Regions from separate parts of the Homo sapiens genome. Here region 2 is linked to region 1. Evidence: chromatin loops called from intact Hi-C (ENCODE). Cell type or tissue: dorsolateral prefrontal cortex. All regions are shown on one strand. Links, peaks and the distances in the headings refer to the core of each region. The heading gives the core; the rest is flanking DNA. Region 1 overlaps DLG2 (discs large MAGUK scaffold protein 2). Region 2 holds the start of LOC107984425 (a long non-coding RNA gene).

Region 1 (15,991 bases), core at 6,172-11,171:
AGATTTCTTGAAAATCAGAGTTCTCACATTTACATTTTGATTTCCAGTGATGAAATGAACTGATTAGAAATTCTTAATTTTCATGAGGTCCCTTTGAAAATGTTCAGAGTGCAGCTGAGCGCCAAAGAACATATTAATAGTTTGAGTGTGCGCATATGTGTGTGTGCACATGTGTATATAGCAATGACTGGGCTTGCAGTAAATTCAGGTACAACTAGGTTTACCCAATCCTCATTTCTGGTTCTGGTTCTTACTGCTCCAGTCTTCCCGACTCCATAGTACACTGCTCCTCACTCCCCTTGCTGCCTGCCTCCATAGTTTGACCCTAACCCTAGCTTTTCCCCTCTGTGTTCTTGTTTACCCATGCCACTCCCCTGACTTAGGCTTAGCCTATCCCAGGCCTCTGCAATTGGTTGGCATGGAAACATTAGGCCAGCCTGCCTGGTGGGAGGGATGTTCTGTTTCCACGTGAAAATGGAAAAGATTCAAGTGTCATTCGCTTCCAGCCATTTTAACCCTTGAGTTTCTCCATCTATTTAAAACATACCCACTGCTCTTGATCACCAAATAGGTAAAGAAGACTATTTTAACTTGGACTCTGCCTACCTCTACACCCTCCTCTGCTGCTTCCCCTAAAAGCCCTGGATGGAGCCTCAGGAAGCACTTTGTTCCTTCATTTCTCCTTTCCTTTGCACAGGCCCTTTCTTCAATCTGCATACTGTCTCTTCCTCCTTCCCATTCAGTTTATGGGGTTCTTAATGGTTTTTCAAGACTCCATTCAGGCACCATGCCTTCCTAGAGGCTTTCACCTCTGCACCTACTCTCATAGCACTTCCGTTATAATGGTTGTAGAAAATTCCAAGATTAAGGGACTATTTTCCTCCCTAGATGGTGAGTTTATTAAAGGAGAGGCATGCTACTGTGAGGAGTATGTTTCTCATACTCCTGGGGTGAGATCTTATCTCTGTTCATTACTAGAATTAAGATCTTGCACAAGTCACTTATCTTTTTAAGCCTCAGTTTTCTCATACCTGAAATGGAAATGATGGTACCTAATATGCCTACTATTTATCAGATGCTGACTATGTTTTAGGCATTTTCTCATTTAACCTTATTTAATCCCTACACCAATTCGGTGAGAGATAAAACATTATTGACCTATTTTTACAATTAGGAAAATATGGCTCAGAGTTGAGAAGCCTGTTCTAAATCACACAGCTCTTAGGTGGCAAAGCCAATAGTCAAGCCAAAATCTAACTCTGTTACTCTGCTCTAGTGCCTGTATATGCAAGTAAAGCACCTAGCCCTGTGCCTGCCCTTGAGGAGGGGGTGGGGACAGATAATGGATGGAAGAATTAGTGATAAATTGCCTTGGAAAAAGTATGATCCTAAGCACTCCATGGGGATCCAAATGGAAAATTAAACTCTTTCCTCTAGTCTAGGCCTAATGTGCACCATTTCTCCAAGTGTGTGGTAAAGGTCAAGTATATAAGACTTCTATCACCCATGTTTATACCTGTGTGCTACTTCAAATGCATGCTTCCCTCCCGCTCAAACAGTTGCCCCCCCTTCAAAAGCAGCTAAAGGTAAACTGGCTCCTGGAGAACTGAAAAGCAGAAAGAAATGATCTTTGAATAGCTATTAAATCACCTTGACAGCTGCCACCTGGCAACAAGCCCTCAGTGTCCCCTGTTCCCGTCCTTCAGTTCAGTATCAGTCCCTTACTGCTTCAGCGGACAAAGAAGAGAATAGTTAAGTGAGTCCCATTTAAGGGGACATAATTAACCTTTAGAGGTAATCATTCAGTACCATTCAGTGAATTTCTATAATTTTCCTTTCTAACTGGCAATTTAGCAAAAGAAAAAGATGTGCTGTTATTGAAATAATTTCCATTTTTATGTACAGATAAGTGTAAAAGTCTTAATTAAAGGATCCTGTGTTAGAGCTGAGTGTATGTAAATAATGCCTGGAGTTTCAAAAGCAAAAAACAAAGCTTGTCAGTTTGTCTAGGGCCAGTCATCACACGATGTTTGTTTTCTATAGCATGCTTCACTAATGGATTTGGTTACCAAGATTACTCATTTTAAAATTATAGTTCTGAAATTATCGAACAGCATGGCCTCCTACAGAATCCTGGAAGCAGTGAATTGAATTCTGTCATATTGCCTCTCTCTGTCTCTCTCTCTCTCCCCCTTCCCCCCTTCTCAATATACATGCATTAAACATATTTCCTTTTACGTTCAAAAGGGCTATGCAATTGTTTTCCCATGTTAATACACATAATTTTTTTAACACCACAGACAATAACAGTTCTAGATCCAGTGCCAAAACTGTGATTCACTCCAGCCTGCAACATAGATTAGACAATTAGACTATTCTTTGTAAAATACTGACTTTTATTTTAGATCTGATTTTTTTTGTGGAAAATAAAAGACCATGAGTATTGATAAATAATGTTTTTGTGTTAATTTTTAAGCAACCTGTACTTGAGAGCCAGAATAGTGATCCATTTAAAAGATGAGGTTCTTTGATAAAATGATGCATTTAAAAGATTAGGTTCTTTGATAAAATGATGTGGGTTTTAATTTGTTTCTTCTGTTTACCGGTTGTGTGATCTGGAAAATGTTGTTTTCTCTAAGTCTCAGTTTTCTCCTCTTTCTATTGTGGATAACAAGAGTACCAACCTCATAATCATGTTGTATAAATAAAATCAGATACTATTTATAATATGCTTAGCATAGTGTTCAGTCTATATGTAAAAGATGCTCAATAAATGGTAGTCATTATTTATTATTATTATTATTATTACCTCATTGCATAGTTGTGAGGATTAAATGAGATGATGCATTAAATTGCTTGACACACTTCTAGGCAGATTGAATGTGCTTAATAAATATTACCTCCATTATGGTTACCACAGATCTGTTACCCTGTCTGTTCGATAGTTGGTTGCTATACTGCCAGTCCCTAAAGTTCCCTTCTTTTCCCTCTTTGCTTTGTTTACTTCTCGTCAAATCACAGGGTTCCACAGATGTTTAATTAGCTTACTGTTTCCCTTTTGCTCTGTTTTCAATCATGTCTCACAAGTCGAAACATTCCTTTTTCCCACACTGATACAGATTCGTGCAGCACCATGGACCTAGCTTTGAGTTGTGGTGCCCCTCTTGTTAGCTGGGCAGCCTTGTGCCAATTACTTCCATTTCCGGCTTTTAGATGTTTTTCACGTAAACCACATAGATAGGAAGAGGTAAACTCTGGGATCCCTTCCTGTCCGACATCCACTGACTCTCACGCTCGGTTTTAGTCATGGTCTTGGGGACGCTGCATAGTACAGGAGCCCAGGTCTTAGAGACCTAGTATTTGTAGTAAATATAAACACTGGACATGAAAAGGGGACATTCTTACCAGTAGCATTTCAATATTTTTACCTAGTGTGATGTTTGAGGAGTGTTGAGACCCTGGGGTTACACTGTCAAAATTTCATAGTATGAAAATAATTCTCAGCTTTCCCAAAAGGACAAGCATTTAAATCCAAGTACCAAGTATTTAAAACTTGACCACATGTCCTACAGAGAGAGTGATATCCAACCTGTATCTATGTGGCTGCCTTTGCCCAAGAAAGGCAAATTCTATTTTACATGAGGACATAATTCTGAATTAATAAGAAAAATTCAGTAGAAAACGATAGGGCTCCAACATGGCTAGTTTAGGAGCAAACTTTTCCAGCAGGGTTTTTTTTGCTTGGAAATAGAAAGGGATTATATGTCATGAATTTCAAATTTCAGGTTATTTCAACTCCAAGGTTGGCAGAGAGATTAAGGATGAGAGTGGGGAGAAGGGAGGATGCATGCAAAGATCCCACACATGCCCTTATACACTCCTAGGTTGTTGTCAATAATGGGAAATACATTTTCGTTTTTGGGTTTAAAATCAATTGTTAGATAATCTCGTAAAATCAGATTCTCCTACTTTGTGTACATTGTAACTAAAACTCAAGCCAGCTTAATGGGAAATTTCAAAATTCTGTCATTTCCAGCTCTCAGGGCTCCTCCATCTGCCCTAGTTGTGCTTGGAGCCAGAAAGGAGCACAGAGCCAGATTTCTCATTAGCACTAAACCTGTTGGACCAAGAATATGACAGCATATGAAGCCCTGCTGGGGCAGGTTGGCTACAAGGCTGGAAATGGTTATCTCAGGTCTCTGAAGCCTGTATGTTGGTATAGAAGGGCATGTCTAGGGTTAAAAGATTGCCTGGCTTAGGAAATCTTCTAAGTTTATTTCAATTTGTAGGCCATTTGTGCCCATAATGAAATAAGTCGAACCAAGGGAAGTACTCTTCTTCTTGCCATCTCCTTTTTGGTCACTTTCATCTCTGATTTAATTCATCCTATGATTTGATGTAAATATTAGGTTAAACCATATGAAACTATCAAGGTTTCATATGATTCAGCCTAGTATTTTACTTTAAAGGGGGGCTTCTGTTTGAATGTGCTGACGGCTTGCTATCATTTGGTTGGCTAGAAAGGTTCTTGGACAGCAGAGGGTTCAAAATGGTGGCTGTGTAATAGAAATCCACCATAGTTTGTTGGATTTTAAATTATAATGATAGAGCTAAAAATGAAATAAAGCAGTTCATTCATTAGCCTGCTGCCCCAACAAATAGCATAATCAACTCTGCTTTTAGCTTTTATATTAGAACCAGCTGTAGTATCTGAAGGATCTCTCTCTCTCTTTCTCTCTCTCTCTCTCTGTGTGTGTGCGTGTGTGTGTGTGTGTCCTGATTTATTTATCTGAAGTATAATTATGGATTGCTCCTGATTTATGATGGCTTGACATAGGATTTTTCAACTTTTCAATAGTGCAAAAATGATACATGTTTACCAGAAATTGTAGTTTAAGTACTCATAAAACCATTCTGTTTTTCACTTTCAGTACAGTATTCAACAAATTACATGAGATAATCAACATTTTACAGGTTGAGCATCCCAAATCTGAAAATCCAAAATCTGAAATGTTCCAAAATCCAAAACTTTTTGGGTGCTAACATGAAAAGGGAAATGCTCATTGTGGAGTAATTTGAATTTCAGATTTTTTAAAGTACATATTTCAAAATCTAAAAAAAAAAAAAATTGAAATCTAAAACATTACTGGCCCCAAGCATTTCAGATGAGGAATACTCAACCTATACTATAAATCAAGCTTCATTGTTAGATGATTTTGCCCACTGTAGGCTAATTTAAGTACATTTAATGTAGGCTAGGCTAAGCTATGATGTTTGGTACGTTAGGTGTATTAAATGCATTTTTGACTTACTGATATTTTCAACTTACAGTGGGTTTATTTGGACACAATCCATCCAAAATCAAGGAGCATCTGTATATACACTGAAATGCATGGATCAATGGATTTTAATAAAAGCATGTATATGTAGTCACCACCCAGGTCAAGATACAGAACTTTCTAACACCCCGTAAGACGTCCTCATGCCCCATTTCAGTCAATCCTAGACCTTGTCCCCTACCCTGAGAAATAACTACTATTCTGAATTTTATACCATAGATTAGCCCTGGCCTATTCTTAAACTCCATGTAAATTTAGACTTGCAGTCTTTGTTCTTTCATGTCTGGCTTCCTTGGCTCAACATGATATTTATAAGAGCCATCCATATTGTTTTGTATTTGAGTAGTCTGCTGCTTTTTATTACTTTATGTATTATTCCATTACATGAATATAATACAATTTGTTTATCCATTCTTCTGTTGAAGGATACTTGGATTATTTCCAGTTTGTGGCTCTTATGAATAGAGTTGCTACAGACTTTCTTGAAGAAATCTTTTTTAAAAGATGCATTCATTTGTTTTGGGTATATCCAGGAGTGAAATTGTTGGGTTATAATCAAATACTTTAAATAAATTGCTAAACCATTTGCTAATAGTAGTTGTAGGAAATGTAGTAAGTGTCCATGTGCCTTGCTAAGACTCTGTCGTGGATGGACGGGAGGAGTCCTGTTACTAAAAGAGAACAGCGGGGACAGTGGGTACTGGGAGACAACTAACAGACCCCACCATAGTGCCCATAGACAATATTTCATGAATACATTAACTGAGACGGTTCTTCTGTGAATTGAGAGTATGAGATTTAAACATGTTAAATTAAGTTTAGCCTACAGCTGCCTCCTTACATATTTTAAGTTTGGCCTAAAGGTTTCTCTGTACATCGTGAACTATAACAAGTGGAGGTGTAAACAGACCATAGCCTACACTTGTGCCAATCATGGAGTTTTGGCCAATCAAATGCAGCCAACTATCCAAACCGTGTTCAAATAAAGCAAACACCAACTGTAACCAATCCAGCTGTTACTGTACCTCACTTCTGTTTTCTGTATGTCACTTTCCTTTTCCTGTCTGTAAATCTTATGCCACCATGTGGCTGCGCTAGAGTCTCTGAGCCCGCTGTGTCTCAGGAGGCTGCCCGATTTGCGAATCGTTCATTGCTCAATTAAACTCCTTTAAATTTAATTCAGCTGAATTTTTTTTTCTTTTTCTTTTTCTTTTTTTGAGACGGAGTCTCTCTCTGTCGCCCAGGCTGGAGTGCAGTGGCGCGATCTCTGCTCACTGCAAGCTCCGCCTCCCGGGTTCATGCCATTCTCCTGCCTCAGCCTCCTGAGCAGCTGGGACCACAGGCGCCCGCCACCATGCCCGGTTAATTTTTTGTGTTTTTAGTAGAGACGGGGTTTCAATGTATTAGCCAGGATGGTCTTGATCTCCTGACCTCGTGATCCGCCCGCCTCAGCCTCCCAAAGTGCTGGGATTACAGGCGTGAGCTACCGCGCCCGGCCTTTTTTTTTTTTAACAAACACTAACGTATGTTTTCAAGTAGCAGTAGCTCTATTCCTTTAAACAGAGGTCAACTCCGTGAAGACCCTGACAACTGTATGGGCTGACGTTCCTAAAGGGAAGCAAAATTGTTTTTTCTGATTTCAAAGATGATGAGAAATACTAGTGGAGATGTTAAAGGCTTTCAGTACCTCTGATGCATCTTTCACTATGATAAGATTGTTTTTAGCTTCTGGCTGCACCCATCTAAGGTTTCCTCACTCTTAATAAAACAATAAATGCCTACGGATTTAGATACATAGATACAGATTAGCTAATTGTTTTTGTTCATTATGTTGTGTTTTAAAATTTCTTTACTGACTACAACTATAGTATATATACATATATTCTATAAATGTTAGCATATATTAGCATATATGCTAGTATGTATAGTAGTGTATACTGACTACCTTTTAACCTCTGGTTCCTAAGAGCTTAAATCCTCTGTGGATCTCAAGTTTGTGTAAATCTTTTAAGTATGAAAAGATAATTTATGTTTTTAAGTAGCAGCTCCTCCCTTTCTTGAAAAGGAGTTAAACACCAAAGAATCACCGATGACTCTGTGGAATGAGTCTAAAAAGTAGCATAACAACTAGTATAGTGAAGTCACTCAACAAATGTATGTTCCCTTCTCCTAGTATCTCAAGTCACAGATAAGTAAATCACAGCGACAGTTTAGAGCGGTAAATGCTATGCATTATGAGATACTAATGTTTTTATTGCTACCTTTCATGGCTTGATAGCAGAAAAATGCTGACTGCTGACTGCCATGAAATGGAAGAAGTATGAAGTTCTCACATTTGTGGACAATAGTGGAACACTGCAAGTACTCTTGCATGTATTGTTCTGTGTTCCATTCACAAACCTGGCTTTTGCAGTCCTTTAGAACATAGCTGATAATATAGAAAGTAAGAACTGCAGGAAGCAGCTGCACCTTTAACTTGCTGCATGACCTTGAATAAGTTTTTAAACTCTTCGAGTCTCAGTTACTTCATATTTAAAGTGAGTATAAAACCAGTTCTTATCCCATAGGGTTCTTATGAAGATTAACTAAGCTTATTCTGGTAAAGCTCTTCAGAATATTATGTGGCACTTAGTAATCAATCGTTGTTGCTGTTACCACTGTTGTCTCTTCTGGAGTTATTTCCCTGGTCCCACTGCTTTAGAAATTAGTTGGGACATTTATGTTTATTTCTTTGCTTGCTTGCTTACGTGTTTTGTTTTTTTCTCCACGTTATTAAATACCATTGCCGAGTGGGTCGTAAAAAGCTCATTTCCCCTGTTAGAAAACACAAAATTTTAACCAATTTGATTTAAAGATTGAATTGGCTTTCATTCATGAATCAGGCAGCATCTCATCCAAAGACTTAGATAAGGCACTCCAGTGAGCTGAGGAGAGGAGATTGGCTTTATAGGCAGAAAATGGCTCAAGAAAGCAGAAATGGGAAACAAAATTGAATTGGGCATTTTAAAGCTGTCCTCCTCATAGGGTTAAATCAGAGGAAACTTCCTTATCCTTCTGGCTCTGTTAAACTGGGCCCCTTCTGATTGGTTGCTGTGAATCAATCAATCTCTCTCTCTCTCTCTCTCTCTCTCTCTCTGTCTTTGAAAACTGGTCCATTTCAAAGTTTGATTATATGGCACCTAACATTAATGACTCTATTCTGATTTGCTCTGGCCTGTTGGGCCTAGTGCAGGAGCTTAGTCCAAACAATAGCCTCCCATAAATTTCATTTAACACCCTTTGAATTTAAAACAAAATTTTAAATTAGTTTTTGTCTTATAGATTTTCTTTTTTTAAAGCAGTTTTAGGTTCACAGCAAAATTGAGAGGAAGGTACAGAGATTTCCATATACCCTGCCCCCACACATGTGTAGCCACCCCCATTATCAAAATTCCACACCTGAGTGGCACATGTGTTACGGTTGATGAACCTGCATTGACACATCATTATCACCCAAAGTCTATGGTTTCACATTAGGTTTTTCTCTTGGTATTGAACAATACATGGCTTTAGACAAATGTATAATGACATGTATCCATTATTATAGTATCGTATGGAGTACTTTCACTACCCTAAAAAACCCTGAAATTTGACAAAGTGTATTTTTCAGCTCCCAGAAACACTTGTTTCAGAAAAAAGCAGGTGAGGATATTCAGTTCCTCAAAAACCCAAAGATGAGTTGACCAAAAATATGACTCCAAGAGAATTGTATTAAAGAAAAATATATTCTCAGAAGTTTTATTCCAAGAACACACTTGAAATTCAATCTTAACTTGGTAACATTTGCCTGTGCTGGCTGGATGATAAACACACTTGAAATAGGTGGAATCTCTTATGAATAAAGGAAGCAGTTTGAAGCATTGTCATTGTGAATATAGTAAACTGCTGAAGATAAATTTTTCTAGTATATTTGGAGTCTTGGCATGAAAGCCTTCATCATCACAGTGCTGTCTTTTTGTTTTTAATTTAGTTTAGTTTAGTTTAGTTTAATTAGCTTTTCAGCACTTTCTGCAAGCTTGAGCAAAGATATTCATGAATATATTTCTGCTAAACCACAGTAATGAATTATTTATTTTGAAATCTATCTATATTTTTAGCTACTCATACCAGCAGTTTAGAGAAATAAAAACCTTTGGGATCTTATATCTGACTTTTCTGAGGTGAAATGTGACATGAATTGAAAATAAAAGAGAACAGATATTTGCAACTTGCATAGCTGGTAAAAAATCACTTCTAGAATACTATACATGGAGAACTATAAAGCAATCAGAAAGATTCAAACAGCCCTATAGAAAATGGGTAAGGACTTTTAAAACAAAGAGGAAAAAACACAAATTACTTATTAACATATGAAAACATGCTTAAAATCATTGATAATCAAGGAATTACAAGTTAAACTGCAATAAGGCACCACTCACATTTACTAAACTGATAAAAATTATGAAGTCCAGTTGATTCAAGTGTTAGAGAGGATATGAAACTGTTAGAATTCTCATCCACTGTGTCAACTGGAAGAACTACTTTGGAAAACAGTTTAACATTATTTAATAAAATTAAAAATATTACTCAGCGACTCCTTTCTTTAAGCATGTACCTTAGGGAAAATTTGTATACAGGGATAGAAGACATGTATAACAATATATATACTGATACTGTTAATAAAATCTAAAGATAACAATGTAAGATGGATGTATGAGTTATATTTATACAATGAATATAACTGTGAGAATGAATGAAGAACTGTTATATACATCAACATGGATGGGCCAAAAAAAGAAAGATAGTTAGAGGATGATTTACCCTAATTTCAGGAGAGTTACTTATGGAAGAAGAGTACTTAGGAAGGAAATTATATAAAAAATGGCATCCTGAGGGAATCTAAGTCACTGTTAATATTCTTTGTCGTGGTGATCGGTGTATAATACTATTTTATTTTTAAAAAATTGTGCAGAGATTTTATATGATTTATTGAATATGCGATCTATCTCTCTCCCACTACCATCACTTGTATGCATTCATTCACACACACACGAACACACATACACACACATACACACACATGCACACACATACACACACACACACAGTCACTGGGTTTTATCCCTAAAACAAAAAAAGATGGTAAAGCATAGGCCTAGACTGAGTGTATGGATATAGAAAATAGAATCATGAAGGAAAATAATAAGAATGCTCTTTAAAATGTGATCATATTGCCTCAGTTTGTTCTATAAATAGGTGAGACTGAATTATAAATAAGTAAAATTGGAATAAAAAATGATAAACTAATTTTGTCAGCAATATCACATCCTTGTCACCATTTCCTGAGCACTTACTATATTCAGGTTCTCTCTTCATTTTTTCTGTTCTTCACTATACCACTATGAGGCAGGTAAGAATGTATCCAAATTTACACAGAGGTGTGCTGTGAATCAAAACAGCTAAAAAAAAATTTTGTCCAGTTCTAAGACTGAAACATGGCCAAGGAGCTGCTCTGAAATTCAGATTCAGTCTGCCGGGCCCAGGCCCCATTCTCTCCATTCTGCCCCAATCTCTTTCTTGGTTTAACGTTTTCTCCTGCAGGGAGGCAGTGTTAGAGATGAATAGACTCCTAGTCAAAGTCTTAGGACAAATGATGTCCTTATTGGACTTCCAACCACCCTTTCTTTGTTGTAACTCTCCACAAGAATAAGAAGTTCATATTTTCACAATATTAGGTGCCATCCACTGCCGGCATGGTGCTGTAATTTGCTGGAAAATAATGACTCAGATGACTAATCTGTATGAACGCACATGCATTTTGCAAAGTGTTGTGTCAGAGCACGGGTCAAATCAATTAAGTGTTTTGTAAGGACCCAATTTTCATACTGGAACAAGTTAAATAATTGACTGCAATGAAAAATGCTAGGGAGAGTTTGTAAGAAAATTAATTGAAATCAGAAAGCAGAAAGACTCGCTCATTTCCAGAAGTGATATTTGAAATCCAGAAACATGTGGTTCATTCATTTCCTCTGTCCATGATTTATTCCCACTGCAGCACATTACTCTCTTGGTTGCTTTGCAAAAGTGCTCAATCTTCATCCTTCTTCCTGAGGAAGAGGGGTCTGTGGCAAAGTGCTTTGGGAGCTGGAGTCTGATTCACCAGGACACAGTCTGGTAGGTCTGTCTCTACAAAGCAGGGTTCGTTCTGGTCTCAATAAGCAGAAAACACTAAGAACTTGGAGAACCAGAAGCAAAGATCTGTGATCACAGCAAGTTGTTCTTCTCCTTAAGAACTTCATTGACGGCTGAGCCCTGTGCCTCACGCCTGTAACCCCAGCACTTTGGGAGGCCGAGGCCGGCAGATCACTTGAGCCCAGGAGTTCGAGATCAGCCCAGGCTGAAACCCTATCTCTACCAAAAAAAAAAAGAAAGAAATATATACAAAAATTAGCTTGGCATGTTGGCATGTGCCTGTAGTCCCAGCTACATGGGAGGCCGAGGTGGAAGAATGGTTTAAGCCTGGGAGGCAGAGGTTGCATTGAGCCGAGATCGCACCACTGCACTCCAGCTTGGGCGACAGAGTGAGACCTTGTCAAAAAAAAAAAAAAAAAAAAAGAACATCACATATTACTTTGCAGCTGTAATTCTCATATTTGGCTGATTATACAAGTTGTTTGAGAAGCTAACAGGTGGTTCAAACAAAAAGAGAATCGTTGGCTCCATCCCCACACTTACCAACTTACCAAGTCAGAACATCACAGGGTAGCTACATACATCACAGGAATTCTACATACAGAACACCTTAGGGAATTAAACTAAGTTTGGAAACTACTAGCCCATATAGAATAATGCCCCCAACTCTTCGGCATGGCATTGAGGACCCTTGGCAAAGTAATCTCAGTGTACCCCACTTCCCCTGATTATGAGGGGAAGAACTCTATTTCTCTTCCAACATAAAGCCATAGGACTTTGCATTCATTTCTTCAGTAAACATTTATTGAGCATCTGCTATGTGCCAGATTTGACAGGTATTATAGATTGTATCTTACTCTATCATTGCATGCTCTTAGTTGAGTTCAGAACTTCTACACTAAGTAATAGCACAGCCTGGCTTATGCTAAATGACAACTGAAACTTCTACCAAGGATAGTAAATACCTATAGGCAATGCTTCCCTCAATACCAGAACAGACATTGTTTATCATTGCACTCGGCATTCTTCCCACTGAGTCCAGAGACAACTTCAGAAGCTTTCTCAACAGCCTCTATCACACCATCTGCTTTGGCATGTGAGGCAAAGTCTGTTTGCAGCCTCTGTTATAGCCCATGTTTGACAAGACTAAACTAATACCCTTCCTCCCTCCTTCACTTTCACTGAGGTGACTGAACATGTGCTCAGGCTTTAGGAAAGGTAGGAGTTTTCAGAGATAGTCATTGCTTCTGAGATTGGTGTGTGGGCAGTAATGCACCCCAGGGCAGAGGCCCCAGTCTGCACATCTCTCTGTACAGGAGGGCCGTGTATTTGCTATTGCTAGACTAAGAACATGGATGACTTTTGGCACTCAGACACTACCCTCTCTCTCTTCCTGTCTGCCTTGACTGTATGTAGCTACGATAGTAATCCACAGCATCAAACAAGTTTTCTAAAAGTCCCATTAAATACAGGCTGCCAAATTTTGTGATTCAATTTTTTATATTCAGGAATGGACTTTAAGTTGTGATAGCAGAAAAGGAGATGTATAAAATTTCTCAAGAGAAACATTGCATTCTTGTCTTCACAGGCTGGTTCCAATAGGAACAGGAAAGAGTAAAATGGAGAGCTCAGCTGGATTCACACAGACCTGGAATTGAATGTCATACACACACACACACACACACACACACACACACCCTATAGCTAGCTGTGTGAACTCATCTTTTCCTCATCTTTGAAAAAAATAGGATGTGTGTGTGAATAATCTCTCTATCATGAGCTTATTTTAACTGGCATAGACGTATACATGAGCCTCTTAAATGCCTTGTTGACCATGCCTTTATGTTCTCAGTTTCTGGCCCAGAACCTGGGACATTAGGGAGGGTTTCAATAAATGTCAATCACATCAGATTACACTCAGCTTATCTGTAGGCAATTTATCTAACAATCTCAAGGATCAAAACACTATTAAGAACTAATCAGTAGCCAAAATAAATGTTCCTAGAAATATAGATTTTCCAAGCTCATGAACTTAATTCAAAGATATCTCTACAGCCCCTCATGCAAAACCTATTTAACATTAGTTTAGTTCTTCCAAACTACTAATACTGCTTTTCAACTCACTGTAGGTTACAGATAGGATAATGAGAGCAAGAGAGAAAGAGAGAACTAGTAGGACTCAAAAAGATACTAACCAGTGATTATAGAGTGCCTGCCCTGTGGTTGGGGCTTGATAAATGACACAGGATCTTGTCCTCAAAAAACACAATGTCTAGTGGCGGTGGGAGTTACACAGGTAATTCCACAGTATTACGCTGTTATGAAGAGCTATTCAGTGCCCCATGGTGTCACAAAGAAAGGGGTAAGTGGTCACTCCTAGTCAGGGAATTGACAAAGGAAGGGCAAGATGGGTTTCCTAAAACCTAAGATGCTTTTTGGATCTTTTGAAGGATTGGTAAGTGTTTATTAGAAAACCAATGATAGGGAGGGAGGCGATAGATAGTTGTCCAATCAGACGTAACAGTTTTCCAATCAGAGGAAGCTGGATAAGCAAAAGCAAGGAGGTGTGAAATAGCCTAAGGCCCTCAGGAATCTATCATGCAAGACCTGGTTCAGCATGACAGAAGCCTACTCTCCTCTGGAGGGGTTAGGCATGAGGGAAGGGGAAGTCCGAGAGGTGATAAGGTGAGCTCACAGAGGTATTTACATACCTTCCATGCTGAATTTGGACTTAAGGCTGTAGTTCATAGAGAGCCATTGAAAGAATTGTTTTGTTTATTAAGCAAGCATGTCAAGTACTCAGATGTGGTTTTGGAAAAACTACTCTTGCTAAGTGCCAAGGAAGGACTTGGGGATGCTGAGAATAGGAATAGGAAATAGGGGAACCTGTTTGGCTGCTGCAGCAATCCAAGCTAGAAATTGTGAGGCCCTAAACTAGGCCTAAGCAATGGGACTGGAGAATATGGGGCAGATGAAAGCCAGCTGGAGGTAAGGCCGCAGGATTTAAATGTGTGGCAGATTTAGGGCAGGGGCAGACAGCTTTATACACCTCAGTAGCCTTGAAGATACTACTGCATGATACACAGTACCAAAAATGACATGTTGAATGATAGTCATGAGACTTCAGAAGAATTTAAATTATGTTCAGTATACTCTGTTTGCTAAAGCAGTGAAGCGTAACATCTATTTTAGAGAAAGTTCTGCCTGAATAATTCATTTACATTTAATATATGACTCCCAAAGATCCTAATAATGAGCTTTAGTGTATATGAAGATCTAAAGTTTATTAAGTAGCTAGTATTAAAGGGTCTCTATCAGTATATTACCTCATTTAGCCTCAAAATAACCTGCTGGGAAAGTACTCTTGAATCCAAATGCAGATGAGCAACCCTAAAGCTGGGACAGAGGAAATCAATGTTTGAAGATCACACGGCCAGCAGTATTAGAACCATTTTGACTTAAAAATCCAGACTCTTTCTACTACACTGTCATTAGCCTAAACTTTTCCAATAAGCAGCCATATTCTGACTGAAATGAGAAGCTATTAAATATTGTAAAACTGAAATATGTGCTTGGGGTTTGTTGTCCCATCTTTCACTTTAAGATGGTGCTCAGGAGTTTCTGAAACGTTTTGCTGGGAATGAGTAGACGATGATAACTTCTCTGAAAGAACAGCCAAAGAGGACAGACAGAACATGCGTGGAGCTGAGAAAAGTATTCCAGTAACAGTTGATCTCATTTTTTTTCCCTTCTCGGAAATGCAGAATTAAACCTGTGCCATCTTGCCCATGCAAAACACATATCCTCTGAAATGATTTTGAGATGTAAATTAATTCCCACCCCGGAGCAAATAGCAAATCAACCAGGCAACCTAGTCCTGTAGACTAAAATAGGGAGCATCAGACCATGACTCTCTCTTGCCTGACTTTGGGATCCTAAACAAGCCACTTAATTGTCCTATGCCTCAGTCTCTTCAGATGCAAAAGGAAGATGATAATATTGGCCTTCTTAAGATGTTGTAAAGATAGGCATAAGAATGTCAGTATTTTGAAAGGTCAAATATTCTTACAATTGTAGAGTTTATTTTTATTCTATAAGCCAGTTTTGGTTTTTGTGTTTGTTTGTTTGTTTGTTTGTTTGTTTGTTTTGAGACAGGGAGCTCACTCTGTCTTCCAGGTGGGAGTGCAGTGGTGCAGCCTCAGCTCACTGCAGCCTCCGCCTCCAAGGCTCAAGTGATCCTCCCACCTCAGCCTCCTGAGTAGCTAGGACTAAGGAACACACCACCATGTCTGGCTAATTTTTTTTTTTTGGGGTAGAGATGGGGTTTTGCCTCAGCCTCCTGAGTAGCTGGGGCGACTATAGGCACACACTACCATGACTGGATAATTTTGTTTATTTATTTATTTAATTTTGGTAGAGACGGGGTTTTGCCATATTGCCCT
Region 2 (15,991 bases), core at 6,997-11,996, 59 kb after region 1:
TGTCTGCAATCAAATGTTTTATTTTTATATTTCTAGAAGTTTCCTTTTGAAGAAAAAAAAATGATATATTCTGGTAATAAAATTTTGAAAACATTGCCCATAGATTTTGGTGAGAGAAACAGACAGACTGACAAACAGATAGGTATTGGCCAAAGTAAATATCTGAGACCTCTGTCCATCCTATTGCCACCACTGTACCCAAACCATCATCATTTGGATTACTACCTTTCCCCACTACCTGGGATCTCAACATCCTGTCTTGCCCAATCTATGGTTCTCCAATCCATTCTCCACCCTAAAGCCAGAAAGATCTGTTTTCGATGTAAATCTGATCATCTCACATCTGTTTAAAATCCCCAAAGGCTTCCCATTACTCTAAAAAGAGAAAGTATCCTTCATAAGATCTACAGGATTCTCCATGACCTGGCCTCTCCTTCCCTCTGGTCTCATCTTAGACTATCCCAGACATTGATCTTCTTTCAGGTTTGCTGCCTGCTGTTTCCCACTGCAGAGCCTCTGCCTGTGCAGCTCCCTCTGCCCACCCTGCTGCTCCTGCTGTGCTCAGATTAGACAGCAGCTCCTCTTGGAAGCCTTCCCAACCTGGTCCCTCCAGAATAGTTTCCATTTCTCTCCACTGTATACTCTCATGGATTACTTGCCCATCTGCTTTTTATGATGTGTTGTACTGGTAATTATTTCTTCTACATCTGTTTTGTCTCTAAATTCCAAAAGTGCCTTGTTTCTGTTATTCACACTGTATCCCCAAATACCTAACATAATGCATGGCACATAATGAGCATTTATTGAATATGACTGAAGCCATGATTGCATGGTTTCAGGCATCTAAAAGTTACACTGTATTGACTATTTTCAGAGCAGTCCTACAGCCTCTGATTGCTTTACCAACTGGAAAGATAGTACTGTGGAGTAGAGCAAGGCCCATTGCCCAGTCAGTCCAGCCCAATGGAACATCTTCTGCTCCAAGCTCCCATAGTATTTATTGCCAATAGAACCACTAGTCCCAGATCTGGCACTGAGGAAGGACGAGGTAAATATTGTTAGATAGATCAATATTAAAATAAATGCAAATTTGTACTAAATCATTATTGCATCCCTTAAAAGTTGAGTTGAAACATAGGTTTCTGTGCTGATACATATTATTATTGCAATTTTTTCATGTATCTGTATACCAGCCTCCCTGATATAGGAGTTTTACATATGTTACCTCAATGAATTCAAACAATATCTATTCAGGCAGGATTAGTCTTTAATTTACAGAGTAGGAAACAGAATTTAAGAACCTTATCTATAGCCACAGAGCAAGTAAACAGCAAAACAAGTGTTCCCAAGTCTTACAAACATTTTCCATTATCCTGTTGCCAAACATGTTGTCAATGTTCAGTAAATTAATGAGTGGATGTATGGATGACTTACACTAGGTGCATGGAAAAATGTCCCAGCTTGAAAACCTAAGTGCTAAAGTTTAAAGACTATAGGCCTGGCATGGTGGTTCATTCCTGTAATCCCAGCACTTTGGGAGACCAAGGCAGGAGGATTGCTTGAACCCAGGGCCTCAAGACCAACCTGGGCCAACAAAGCAAGACCTAGCCTCTACAAAACATGAAAACATTAGCCCGACATGGTTACTACTCAGCTACTCAGGAAGCTAAGGCAAAGATCCCTTGAGCCCCAGAGTTCAAGTTTGTAGTGAGCTATGATTGCGCCACTGCACTCTAGCTTGGGTGACTGAGCGAGACTATCCCACAAAAAAAAAAAAAAGAAAAAAAAAGAAAAGATTGTGCTATTGGAATAAAATACTAATAATATTCACATAAACTATAAATACTAAAAGTATAAACATAATGTACTGGATCTCTTTAGGTTTTTTCCTCTAAATTTCTGAACTATTGGCAAATGCTAGGGACATTTTCTACAGACATTTTATTCAGTTAAATAGAGCTACTGAACAGAACCTTACTGGGTGAAAGTCAGACTGCAGCACAGTGTTTCAGCTATCAGCAATTTTTGAACAGTCACTGAGGAAAGAGTACTAAAAGTGTTTGCAAAAATGTGTACAAGAAGAGAAGAGAATGATGAGGTGATTCCAAGTGACTTACAATATGTAATAGCACAACAGCAGCAGCAGCAAACACACACACACACACACACACACACACACACACACACACACACACGGTGCTTACTTCTTACTTTGTGCCAGGTACTGATCTGAGGGCTTTTCATCTATAATTCATTAATCTTCACAACAACTTGTGAGATAGTTTCTACCATGTTTTATTGAATCTAGGTTGTCCTTGATTTTAAGATGTACCCTATGTGTTACCAAAAAAGGAAAAATTCTGCCAATTCAATTATGAGATGGCATTGATAGTGGAAAAACATCTTGATTTTAGACATAAAAATTTTAAAAAATCTTAGAGTTGATGTCATACAATATTTTAATCCCATTTTACAGATGGGGAAACTTCAAGAGACCAAACAAGATGAGGCAATTTTCTGAAGTTCAGACAGTTTGTGTTCTGAATTTAGTTCAGTTCAGTTTAGCCTGGTTTTGTGAGCACCTTTTCCTCTTTGCAAGGGGCACAGAGATAAGTAAGACTTCACCTAACTCTCATGAGTCAAGAAGTCTAGAAGGAAAGATACACCTACAGATAAATCAACTGAAATGTAGCCTGCTAAGCATAAGAATAAGACCACATACAAGGTTACAATGTGGCACAGAGAGTGGAAGAAATAGCCTTCTCTTGATAGATTCAGGAAGGATTCCCAGAGAAAGTCATGGTTTTCAAAAAATGAAAGTTGCAGAATTTTTTATATTGATCAATACTTCTACTTTCATAACAATGTTAGAAAAAATTCTTGGCCAAAGAATTTGATTTGCACTTTATAAATTGTGGTCATGTGTGTCTACAAGAAGAAAAGCTGTTCAGTGGTCCAGCTCATGTGCATGTTTCCAATGAGACTTAGGAAGGGGGAGAGGCTGAAGGAAGGAAGCTGAGCCCTCAAGAATATGAGATTACTATATTACAGAGGCGGCTTCCACTAAGAAAATGCCTAAAGATCAGGCTGCTTAGTAGGTAGGGGTGGGCAGATGTGCTACCACCCCTCTGCTAGTAAATCTGGATGAATCATCTCCCCATTCACCAACTTCTTTATGAGCACCTGATGAGGCTTCCTAGGAGCTCTACAATCCCAGAGCAGCACCCTATACTAATTCCTAACATAGCACATATGAGACTCAACTGTAACTGTATTTACAGGCTTTGCACTTGTTGTTCCCTCTGAGATCACTCTTTCCTCAGATGCCTGTATATCTAACTCCCTCACCTCCTTCAAGCCTTGCCTCAAACATCTCTTTTTCAGCGAGTCCTACCTTAAAAAACACCCCATTTGAAAATGCAGCCTTCACTGTCACCATAGCCCTACTCTATTCCAGAATCCTGATCCCCCTTACCGTGCTCTATTTTTAACTTTTTCCATAGCAACAATCAACTCCTAACCTATCATACTATTTGCCTATTTATTATGTTTATTGTTTTTTGCCAATCTCGTTTTACTAGAATGTAAAATCCATGAAGGCAGGAATTTTTATCTGTTTTTATTCACTGATAGATCCCAAGCTCCTAGAACCATCACTGACATACAGTAAATGCTCAAAAGTATTTGCTGAATGAAAATGAGTAAGTGGCCAAATGAATGTACCTTCTTACCCATATTCCCAACCAAACATCAAGCTGTACAACTGTAGGAAGAAAGCCTTTGCTGAGTCCCAACAAACTATAGAGTGCCTGGCACATAGTAGAGACTATGAAAATAATATCACATTTAATATTTAAATGAATATTATCTCATTTCCATCTGTGGGAATTTGATTACATTCTGAACTCAATGCTTTTGCCTGGGTGAGTAAGGAACCATATGTCCTCTCTATCTCTAGTCAACAGGTGATAATGGGAAACTTTACGGGCATATGAGATTTAGAAGGGTAAGTTCCCTAATTTCAGGTCTTCTCCTGCTACAGTACAGCCTGTAGTTTCCATCCAGTTTTCTGAAAAATCATAGGCAAAGTAACAAACTCAGTATTGGGGCAGGCAAAGTGATTGCCCAACTGTCTGATATTGTGGTGTGTAAATGTCATTACTTACCCTGATGAGCTGCTATGATGGTACTAAGGATTTGGAGGAGTCATTTCAGATGCTCTTGAATGTCTTTCTCCCGTTTTTCATATACTCATGAGTAAAACGAGTTTTATCCAGCACCTCTGCTGAGCTAGGGACCGTACTAGCTTTATCATTTGTCAGTCCATAAACACTTAAAAGAGTGCTACTGGATAGCAGAGGTAGGCTTAAGTTGTTTATATTCCAGTGAGTAACAGTAGAACCAGGGTATAGAATTTACAGGGGAAAAAATTTAGATTTTTTTAGACTCAATTAACAAATATTGAGTACCTACTGGATTCTAAAAGCTCTCATGTGTAATTCTTATAAGGACCCTGTCGGACAGGGATTCTTGCCCCTCATTTTTCATATACAGAAGCCCAGGTACAAAGATATGAAGTAATTTGCTGAAAATCATACTGCAGCTTAAAATAGTGAGCTAATATTTGAATCCAGGACTATCTGAGTTTACCATCTCATGATCTTCACGAGTCATGCATATATAAACTTAAATGTTTGAATGATAATCGACTATTAGCAATAATAAAATTCCATGCCAGGTTATTTCTTCTTTTTCCCACCCCAAGCTTACTAATTAATGGCAGTAAAATACTGAAAGGTGAATATCAAAGCTTGATCTACATTTTTAGCCCAATTCAGAAATAAAAGACTGTAATCAGGGCTGTGTCAGCTTCTCTGAAATATCTCAGTTAACATATCTCAATTGCCTTATACACAGACCCAGAACATAAGAGCTCTTGAAAGTGTCATAAAACCTGGGCTGTTCATCCAAGCAGTCTTCCTCTTACCCACATTTAATTTTTGAGTAGCAAGCTGATGGCATTTGGGGGAAAGGAAAATGATTTTAAGATGATTAATCTTTGCAGCTTCACCCAGCCCTGAAACCTGAAATGCCATTCACTGTGGTCCAGTGAGTTCTGGCTCTGCGCAGGTTCAGATTTGCCTCTGTTTCCCTCAGATAAGAGACTTATGAGTCAACATTGGAGCTCAGCCAATCTGACAGACTGCCAGGACAGCCTGAAAGAGAAGGTGGGCTCAAATGGGCCCCGTCCCTGGAGACTCTGATGACTTGTCCAAAATGATCAACATGCAAGCCCCCGGACATGTGAAATCTGCTCATACCACATCTCTTGGTGAATTGGGAGCACTGAGGACTTAAGAGAGAGAAAGAGAAAGTTGTTCCCCCTGGAAGTTATGCTTCTTCCCTGATTATACTCTAAAAGCTATAGCTGCAGGGAGGCCCAACCTGTAAGGGCTTCTGGTTGGTGTCCAATTAGTTCTATCTGCAGTCATGACAGTGATTGCCTGATTTTTTAGGAACAATAGAAATGGACATTTGCCAACACCCTCAAAACATAGAAGCAGTCTGTTGTAATACGAAGAGTATCTTTAAATAATACCAATCTGCTTTATAAGGTTGATTAAGTGGTATAACCCATGTCATACAATCCACAGAACATAATAAATCTTCCCTTCGATAAAATGAGAATAATGCCTACATTTTGGGAGCTATCTTTTGGGTCACAGTTGAATACATCCTAGAGAAATGCAGTTGGTCTATTAATTATTATAGAAGCTGAAGCCCATAGAGGTTAAGTACCTTACTCAAGATCACATAGTGAATTATGTTGAAGCCAGGACTAGAAATCTGCACTCCTAACTCCATCTAAGCTTCTTTTTACTTCCAGGGTGCCTCCTCTGTTTTCAAGACAAATATGCACTAAATGCACGAGTGGACGAATGATTGTTTTTAAGAAGATAATACAAATAGAAAATTGTGATTTTTATAAAATAAGAGCAACTAAAGTTTAGATCTCTCTGCTCCCAGCATCCTTTCCCATACCCCTCTAGTGAGAAAATGTTTTGAAGAAGTTTACTACATATGCATTTTTATGTCACATTTGTAAAAACACCATCCTTATTTCATCTCCCTTCCAGTACTTGTGGGACACTTGCTCATCTTTAGAGTAGAGAAGAGGTGAAGTAAAGGAACTTTTGTTTTGCCAGTTATTATGTGAAATGCTCTTCCTTTATCATCTCATTGAATCTCTGCAAATATGTGAGATGTAGGAATGACAAACCTCATTTTATAGATAAAACTGAAGCTCAGATTACTCCACTTATTTTCTCAGTGACAATCAGCTAGAAAGAGTGGACTGACTTAACCGTGTGTTTCTTCATTCCAACATCTATGCTTCTTGCACTATTCATATGTGCTTACCTTGACAATGTGAAAATGGGTCATATGTGTCCAAGCCAGGCACAGTGGGATGGAGCAGAGAGCAGACTTTATTTTCCGTTGCTAGTGTTCTTTCTCTTGCTGCATAGAAAGGTGAGGACCAGGTCTCCTCTAATCAAGCAGAGGCCTCAACTTCAAGAAATGAAGGAAATTGAGTCAAAGCACTCTGTTCCTTGCATCTTAATGTTGTCAGGAAAGCAAAGGCCTCCCTAGACCAAACAAGTTCACAGCACAGAAGGGAGTAATTTGCTGATTCACTTGTTCATTTATAAATCCATCTGTGAAAACTCTGTGCTGAGACTTGGTCTGGGAGCTCCTGATGTTGTTTCTGATGTAGTAAAGGAGATAAGACATATTCCCACTCAAGACTAGAAGCTGTAGGCTTCCCAGAGAGGTAAAAGAGCAGAGTGATTTGCAATTTTAGAGAAGGAAAGGCTGCTTCTTCTGTATCTCAGCTTCTTTATCTTAAAATACGGAAAATTATATTTATCACATAAGGTTTTTGTGAGAATTAGAATTAAAACCTTAGTTCTTAACTTCTTTATCTACAAAATAGAAATAATCATACCTATATCTCAAACTGTTTACAGGGATTCAATGAGATGGAATTACATAAATGTACTTTGCACACAACCTGGCCAATAACAGGCACTCAGTGGGTTGTTGTTGTTGTTGTTGCTGAGTAGTTGTTTTATTCCAAAGAATCTTTGACAGAATCCTCAAACTGGTGGCCCTTGTCTTCTACCTGCCCTCTATTAAAGCATGTTGTTTCTTGTCCTCTGTTTTAGCTTTACATTACTGCCGTGACAAATTTGCTTCCTCCATTTTCAAATCTTAGCAATGGCACTCAAGTCCTTTTCATGTTCCATCTCTATTCTGCCTTTCTCTTCTAGTTTTAAGGACTCATGTGATTAGACTGGGCCCACCCACATAATCTAGGATAGTCTCCCCATCTCAAGACCCTTGACCTTAATCACATCCACAAGTTTCCTTTGCCACATAAGGCTCTAGAGATTCAGGCGTGAACATCTTTGGAGAACCATTATTCTTCCTACCACAGTCTGCCCTCTGGCCCCCAAAGATTCTTCTTTTCACATAACTACAGGGCGTAATTCTACTAAGCTTTCCACCACTGTGTAACCAGGATCCCTTTCCTACAGTTTCCAATGACATGCTTCTCATTTCCATTTGAGCTGTCACCCTCAGCATTCTCCAAGTCCAGATTTCCATAAGAAGTATTTAAAGCTTCACTGGAAATATCCTTAAAGTCTGTATTTCTGCAATCTCTTCTTAGAAGCAATCTAGGTTTTCTTCTATCATGTTCCTCAACATTCTTCTAGCCTCTGTCCACTTCCCAATTCAAAAGCCATTTCTACACTTTTAGGTATTTGTTACATAGCACCTCACTTCCAGTACCAAAGTTGATATTAGTTTTCTATTGCTACCATAACAAATTATCACAGAACTAATGACTTAAAACAACACAAATTTATTATCTTATAGTTCTGTAGGTCTGGTACAGATCTCACCAGACTAAAATAAAGCTTTCAGCAGTCTGTAACCCTTCTAGAGGCTCAATAGGAGAATTGTTTTCTGCTCATTCAGGTCATCATATGGTTGTAGGACTAAGGTGCCTGTTTTCTTGATGGCTGTAACCTAATAACCATTCCCAGTTTGTAAAAGGCCACCATTTTCCTTGGCTTGTGGTCCTCTTCCTCTAACTTTGAAGCCAGCAGTGGTGGGTCAAGTCCTTCCCAAGTCATATCTCTCTGATCCATTCTTTTGTCTTCCTCTTCCACTTCTAAGGATTCATGTAATTAGATTGTGTCCACCCGGATAATCCAGGATAATCTCCCCTTCTCAAGATCCTTAACCTTAATCACATCTCCAAGTCCCTTTTGCTATATAAGATAACATATTCATAGACTCTGAGAATTAAAGTGTGGACATTTTGGGGGAGTGAGTTAAGGATATTATTTCTCCTATCATATCCTTGTTAACTATGAAACACATCAAATAATTTTTCCTATTCTTAGTGATACTGTCTTTCCATCCTCATCATTCGCTGCTATCCTAGCTTTAAAGTGGTATAGCCAAAACTAAATTCCCTGGTCTACATAGTAAACACCAATACTTTTAAGGTCCATGATTGTTAAATATTACCTCAGTCTAAGCCAAGTGGAGAGTGTGAGTGTTTTGAGCTGGAAAGAGTTGCTTGCAAAAGAGCATAGAGGTTGGTATCGTAGGAAATTCATAGGTCTTAGAAGCAGACAGGCTTTGAGTCCTGCCCCATCACTTGATAGATGGCATGACATTGAACATGTTGTTTAAATTATCCAAATCTGTATTTCCTCTTCTATAATACAAGGCTAATATATGCACTGCAGGATAGCTGTGAGAATTGAATGTGTCCTCTAAAAACTACTCATGCATCTTTTTTGCAGGCTAGTCCATAGTATCACTATAAGTGTTATCATCAAATCATGAAATCCTTAGGTATAAGATCTAAGTACAACATTTCTTATCAGGAATTCCAAGAATTCTAAGATTAGGAACATGAGCTTTTGAGTGAGACACATCTACCTATACTTTAATCCTGGTTCTGCTACTTAGTATCTTATTTTCATTTCAGCTCTTTATATCTCATTTTCTTTATGAGACCAAAAATGCTTACATGGCAGAATTGTTGTCAGAAATAATAACAAAGAGGAACTCACCTGTGTTGGGTACTTTACATGTGTCATCCCATTGTCGTATCTCCGCAGCACCCTTTTGCGTTAGTGCCATTACTATCTGAATTTCCTAAATAAGAGAATGGCCATCTATGGTAAAGTGGTTATCTAAGAGGTTAAGTAACATGCCCAAATTATACAGTTAAGAATGGCAGAACTGGGACATAAACCCAGCTCTCCTCTGTCTTGGAAGCCTGGCATATAACCCATATGCTATGTTGCCTACCCAATAAATTGAGTGAGACAATGAATATAAAATGCTTACTACATTGTGCGACACCTAAAAAGCACTATTTTGTTAGGGTACCCAGGTATCTCACAGCCATGTTGCATAGTCATGAGGATGAGCAGCTGCTTCACTCTTCCCTTACTAGACTTCCCCAGTTGGCAAGGGGCCACCACACATTGAAATTCAGGAGGGGTAGGAGGGATGGGAGAGTTGTTACATTATTCATGTCCAATTCTATTTGTCTAATGGCCTTGCTAAAAGCACCCTGGATGGAAAGTGTGAGTCTTAATGGCATTTTATAAAAGTTGCTGTGATGAATTAACACATAAAGCAAATTAAAAACAGCTTATCGCTTGTTAAATTAGGTGATGGGGCACTGTAGCATTTTTCCCAGATGTGAGGATCCATTAATATCCAAAGGAGCCAGAAGCTGCTGAAATGTGTCAGCTGCTTGGTTTTAGGGACCTGACAAGTCTGAATAAATGTAATCCTAGAGGGGCAGATTGTCCAAGATCAATAGAGCTCGTGGAAAGAACCTGTTGCTGAGCTCCTCAGGAAGGACACCTGCAGCTAACAGCAGGAGTGGGAAAGTTCCCCTTAAGGACTCTTGGGAATAGAAGAACACAGGCGAGTGAATGTCTGACCTGGTAGGGACCTCCAGGAATAGTCCCACCCCCACTTCAAATGGGAATGCAGAGACATGAAAGAAGACGGGCTTTCAAAAGTCACCTGAAACATTTTCACAGACCTGTATTGAGGGTCTACTTTGGGTCCGGCACACTACCAGGTCCTGAGGATACAGAGATATTTTAGATGTCTTTCACATAGTCCAGAAAACAGCTTTTAAGTGGCACAATTGGCACACAGATCCCCTGATTCAAATTCTAATATATTTTTCAGAATAACAGTTATTATAATAATATCTTACATTTATTGAGCCCTCACTAGTGCCAGGCTAGTGTTACAATACTTTACATATATTATTTCATTTAATCCTCACCATAACTCTTTTGAGATAGATGGTGTTATGATTTATGCCAGTTTTACAGTTAAGAAAATCTGAGGCCCAGAGGGGTTAAGTAACTTGCCTAAGATCACATAGTTAAAAAACTGCAAACCTAGGCAGTCTGGCTCCAGAGCCTGCCTCCTTGGCTACTACTTGTTAGCCTTTCTGATGGTTTCTCTACCTCAACTCCCCATAGTTTACATCCAGAAGGAGCCTGGAGTCAGGCCAGCAGTTCAAGGACTTTGGGGATAAGAAATACTTGGACAAGGACTGAGCAGTAAGGGAGTTTCAGGAATTTAGGGAAGAAGCAGTTGTCAGCCCTGAAGGGAAGGTTAAAAGTCTTTGGCACTGCTAGATCGTGAGCATGGCCAGAGGGCAACAAGTGGGGAAATTGAGCCACATAATAAAATGGCTAAGGAAGCAGATTTTGGAGTCAGATACACCTCATTTTATATTCAACCTCCACCACATGTGTATGTGTGACCTGGGCCAGGCTCCTTAACTTCCTGAGCCTCCTTCCCTCATCTATAAAGTGGGGATACTAATTTTTACCTTTAGGGTTGCTGTGACATCAAATAAGACGATGACTATGAAGTGCCAGACCACCTAATAAGGGCGTAAGTAGTAGTAGCCATCATGGTTATCATCTTCAACACCTTATCATCACCACCTCCCAGGATGAATGAGGGGGCAAGGTGAAGAGCACTGAACTAGACTTGGATCTGGAGACCCAAGTTCTGGTCCTAGGTTGCTGCCACTAAGCTATATATTCTGGAGTTAGTCAGTGGGCCCCACTAGATCTGTCCCTCATCTTTTAACAACAACAAAAAAAAGTGGGGAGGATAGTACTATGTCTGTCATACCTTCTTCACAGCAACTGATTGAGTCACAATAAGGTAACTTTTGTGAAAATGCTTTGCAATCTATAGAGAGTGTGTTGGGGTTCCCCAAGACAACTCCCAGGTTGATGACTCACTAGGATAGTTCACAGGACTCAGCATGATCATGCTCATGATTATGATTTATTACCACAAAAAGATATGAAACTGTCAGATAAGGGAGCAGGACCATAGGACAAAGTCTGGAAAAAATTAGCTGCAAGTTTCCGAGAGTCCTCTCTCAGTAGTGTCACACAGGAAGTGCCTAATTCTTCCAGCAACAAATTGCGACAACAGGTGCGAAATGTTATCTACCAGGGAATCTTATTAGAGACTCAATGTCCAGGTTTACTGGGGGCTGGTCATGTAGGCAGCCTCTGCCTAGCACATACCAGAATATCAGACTCCCAGAAAGAAAGCAGGTGTTCAGTATAAATGATATTGTTTGTACAAACAGTTTAGGCACAGTAAGCCATTCTTATGAGAAAATGGTGGGAACCCTCCCAAAATCTAACTTTCCAGATGTCAGCCAAGGGCCACCCTTACAAGCAAGAACAGCAGTCTCAGGCCTGCTACATTAACTCCTTTTTGCACAGAGTAGAATCTATAGAAAAGATTTGTATTAGCCTCTACCCAAAAGGAAAAAGGGAGATAATAATAATAACATTAGTTCATACTTACTATTTGTCACTGTGTGCCAGGTCCATTTGTACATGCTTTATATATATTACCTTATGTAACATTTTACCCATACAGCAACTCCATAATGGAGGTATTGCTATCATCATTGTCATCATTATCACTATGTTGTATATGAGGAAACTGAAGCCTGAAAGAGACTAAGTAACTTGCCCAGCTGACTAGCTGTAAGACTAAGACATAGTAGGAGCAGGACATGGACCCAGTAGTCCATATTCATAACCACACTGTAATACACTAGACTGCACATACTATAGGCTTAATGCTGCATATGTGTTATTTCATTAAGGATCACAGTAAATCTAGGTGAATGTTGTTACTAGACTAATTTTGCATCAAAAAACCTGTGGCTCAAGAATGTTAACTAATATATGTCACATCACAGGATCAAAGAAGTGATAGCTTCAGGAGTGGGCATTGGCCTTTCCCCAGCTCCCTGTTCCTGACTGGTACTTTGTCTGAGCCTTTGGCAGGGGTGGTCAAGGTGAAAATGATTCATTCCGGGAGCTTGGACCAAGAAACCCTCTCCAAATTCCATCTCTGGGAGACAGTGTTAATGAAAGAAGGGACTACGTTGCAATTAATTATACTTTTCCTGCTGTGTTTGAGAGCTCTAGATGCTGTCTTCAGCTCTTTCTTGTTGCCATGGCAGCAGATGTGACATTTCTTTGATGGGCAAAAAAAAGAAGAAGAAACCACACTTGGTCCTCAGTGTGGAAAAATCTAAAATAAAACAAATTTTTTAGAAAAATCTGTTCCCCAGATCTTGCTAGTTTTGCATACATAGTGGTTATACTCTAAGGAAATTCTTAGAATGAAATCAAAGGGGAATAGATAGACAGGTAGTGAAATCTGCTTCTCTGGGAAAGTCATATGCTGTATGTGTGGGGTGGTGATTTTTGAAAATGGGATATACAGCAGGATGTGGACAATATAGGAGTGGTGGCAAATGTTCACCTCTTAATGATGACAGCTAGTTTCTAAGGTCTGGTTCATCATTTTGATTCTGATTCCACCTCCCTCATGCTGCCACTCATACATATTACAGTGCATTGGCCTTAACAAATGCTTAGCAAATGCTTTTTAGTGGGGGCAGCATGATACAGAAAGCAATTGTAATTCACAGATAAGTGCCATGATGAGGTAAGCTAGGCATCGTATGGAAGCACAAATATTTGTCGTGTTGTTTATATGATTTTTGTCTATCCATACACACACATACGCATAGATTTTTTAATTTACTGCATTTTAAGCATGTATTCAGGTGATTACATTAACCTCTTCATCCAGTTGCAGTGGTGGTCCAATATTTCATTGAGTGGAGGAATCACCGCCTACTATGGGTGGACATTTGTTACCATTTTTTCCCATTATAAAAGAAACAGTTCTACAGGCTGATACATCTGAGATGATTTGTTTACAGTACAAAATGCTTCATTTAGAAATATAGCCATGTTTCTCTTTATTATTTTACTTTTTTTAGTAATTTTAAAAATTTGATTGTAATGGGAGGGGAAAAAAATCTCAACTAGGTAGTAAAGTACCTTTCTTATCTTCTATTATCACCTTCTAACATCTGATGGTCTCCAAGAAAAGAAGCAGATCTCAGTTTGGGGGAATCTATAGGCCACCCCTGTAACCTCCAAGAAGAAGCAAGAACTAACTTTAGTGTGTTGCCAAAGCAGTGAGAGTGTGGACTGTGATCCAGGGAATCATTCCGGGAGTTGATATCAAGTGATGATAGGTTCTCAGAGCAAGAGCAAACATTTGAAACCATAAATCCTAAATCTGTGCTGCCAGAGATTCCTAACAATGTCCTCTTTTGTCCTTTCCTCCAGAGCCATGTTCGACTACGACAAGAGCAAGGACAGTGGGCTGCCAAGTCAAGGACTTAGTTTTAAATATGGAGATATTCTCCACGTTATCAATGCCTCTGATGATGAGTGGTGGCAAGCCAGGAGAGTCATGCTGGAGGGAGACAGTGAGGAGATGGGGGTCATCCCCAGCAAAAGGAGGTAAGAATGCCTTTTGTACTAGAATATTTGCTTGTCAGCTATCCAGCGAGTGGAGATGAGGGAAGAAGAAGGTGGGAGAAACTGTTCACAAAATTAAATTTATTTAAATGGGATAGTCAATCTGCAGGAAAATTGTCAGTGGTGACAGGTGACATGAATTAAAAATCCTCTTTTTCCTATATTAGGGTTTTACCAAAATTGGTGACTGTGACAAGAAATAAAGGAAGAAAGAGGATCAGCTTACACTGTGTTCCTAAAACTTTTACCAGTGTGTGCATGTGCAAACTTGTGCTTATCAGCTCATATGCCGACTTACAAATTCAGTCCATTTATTTCCAGAGTTTCAACATTTACCAATGAATGTTATAGAAAGGCCAAGTCGAAGGCAAATGAAGTAGGCAATTTACTAGGCTAAGGTCCTGGCTGTGTGATATCTCCAAATATTAGTAGAAAAAAATGGAAAACCTTCATCTCAAATTCAGGTGCTTGGGATGTGAGCTGTCAAACATCTGGTGAGGTCTAAGGACTGGGTTTACAATTTTTTTTCTTTTTTTACTGTTTTCTTTACTCTTGTTCCCCACCTCACAACTTCCAATAGCCACCAAGATATTTAGTTCTGTGTAAGTGTTTCCTAAATCAAGAGTATCATGCTTTCTCTTCCAAGCATTTCTTCAGCTCTGCTTTTGAAAAGCAGAAATGTGCTTCAGAACAGCCAACTCCTTAATCTGTCCCAGCAGATCCATCACCAGACAGGAACTTTCCTTCTCACAAATGTCCCTTTGGCACCAAGATGTCCAAGAAACAGAAATTGGCTGTATCCCAGAGACTAGATATAGTACAAAATCAGTCAGGAATTATGCTTAATAAAAGCAGGCACTAGCTTTTCTCAAGCTGCAGATTTCTCAAAGGGCTTTGATCCTCATCTCCAAACACCCAAAATGCCTTTGTAAAATATTCCCAGTGAAGCTGGGCATTCAAGTGCTACTACACATCAAGTGATTGAGCTAGTACAAACCATAATGGGGAGATGGAACTTAAACCTCAGAATAACTCTGTGGGGTATTTGTGCTCCCGAGACAACTGATCCTCTCTTCTCTCTGCCTGTGGTCGCACAGCCTGGGAAAGAATGGGACATGGAAAGCAGAGGGCTCACTGGTCCTCAGCTGTTCTCTTACCTTTAGCCAGGAGGAGTCACAGTGAAGGTGCCGAAATTCCAGGGAGCCTCTCCCTCCCCCATGCCAGTGCCTATAGATCTCCCACCAGCAGAGTTCTCTGGGTTTCTTTAAGCCTCTTGGCTCCTGGATAATTGCCTAACATTGCTTTTCCAGGGCATTCTGACTGTAGAATGGCTGTGTGTGTTTTCTGAAAGGTTACATGTTTAAAGCATTGACTCAGCACTGGCTTGTTTATATTCCGGGTCTCTCCATTTCCATTTACTTCAAATAAAATGTCAAGACAACGTGCATTTTGGTTTGCTTTGATTTAATTATTTTGAGCTGTCTGAAGAGCTGTTCTCTAGAAGAAAGAGCCATCTTGTTGAATTATGGCCCCAAAGATAGTAATGGGGTGGAGGAAGGAAAGCTATGCGGAAATAGATGTCAGGTCATTTTAAAGAAATCCTCTCACTAGTTGGAGCTGCCTAAAGATGGCATGGACTATCTGGGAAGATAGAAAAGGGATTCAAATTTTGGATACAGGGGTTGAACTATACAGTTTTCTGACTCTTTCCAACCCTGAGGTTCTATGATTCTAACCAATCTTATCAAGTCATTTGTTTGTTCAATTAGCTCATCATTTTTCTCCAGAAGAACATTCTCAATGCTATTCCTCCTGAATAATTTTCCACCTGCTGGTAATCATTCTTGAATTAGCTATTTCTCTCTTATTTTGGAAGAGAACCATCTTAACAACCAGAGTATAGCTGACCTGGAAAATAAGTTTGATTAGTGACTGCAAGGTTGATATTTATTTACATTCTACTTTTTATGAAGGGT

What was found. A loop is a pair of places that touch in the nucleus more often than their neighbours do. Peaks named below come from ENCODE experiments on the same cell type or tissue, not always from the same donor. Only the 100,000 strongest peaks of a DNase experiment are listed, where the experiment ranks them.
Region 2: a loop joins it to region 1, with 2.2 times the contacts of the local background. A loop is called at or near these places in 2 of 110 quality-filtered maps.

What each region holds. Positions count from the first base shown.
Region 1 is chr11:83,597,492-83,613,482 of GRCh38, reverse strand. All of the region lies in intron 19 of DLG2 (discs large MAGUK scaffold protein 2), which reads left to right. Among named protein-coding and RNA genes, the nearest start is that of DLG2-AS2, 32 kb to the left of the region's middle. In dorsolateral prefrontal cortex, for the core only: no CTCF peak of the experiment used is centred there; no DNase peak of the experiment used is centred there.
Region 2 is chr11:83,539,688-83,555,678 of GRCh38, reverse strand. It overlaps DLG2 (discs large MAGUK scaffold protein 2), which reads left to right. Exons shown (of 28, transcript NM_001142699.3): 20 at 13,821-13,997. It overlaps LOC107984425 (a long non-coding RNA gene), which reads right to left and starts at 10,189. Exons shown (of 4, transcript XR_007062817.1): 1 at 10,148-10,189; 2 at 9,156-9,240. In dorsolateral prefrontal cortex, for the core only: no CTCF peak of the experiment used is centred there; a DNase peak (open chromatin) is centred at 9,558; H3K27ac peaks cover 406 bases.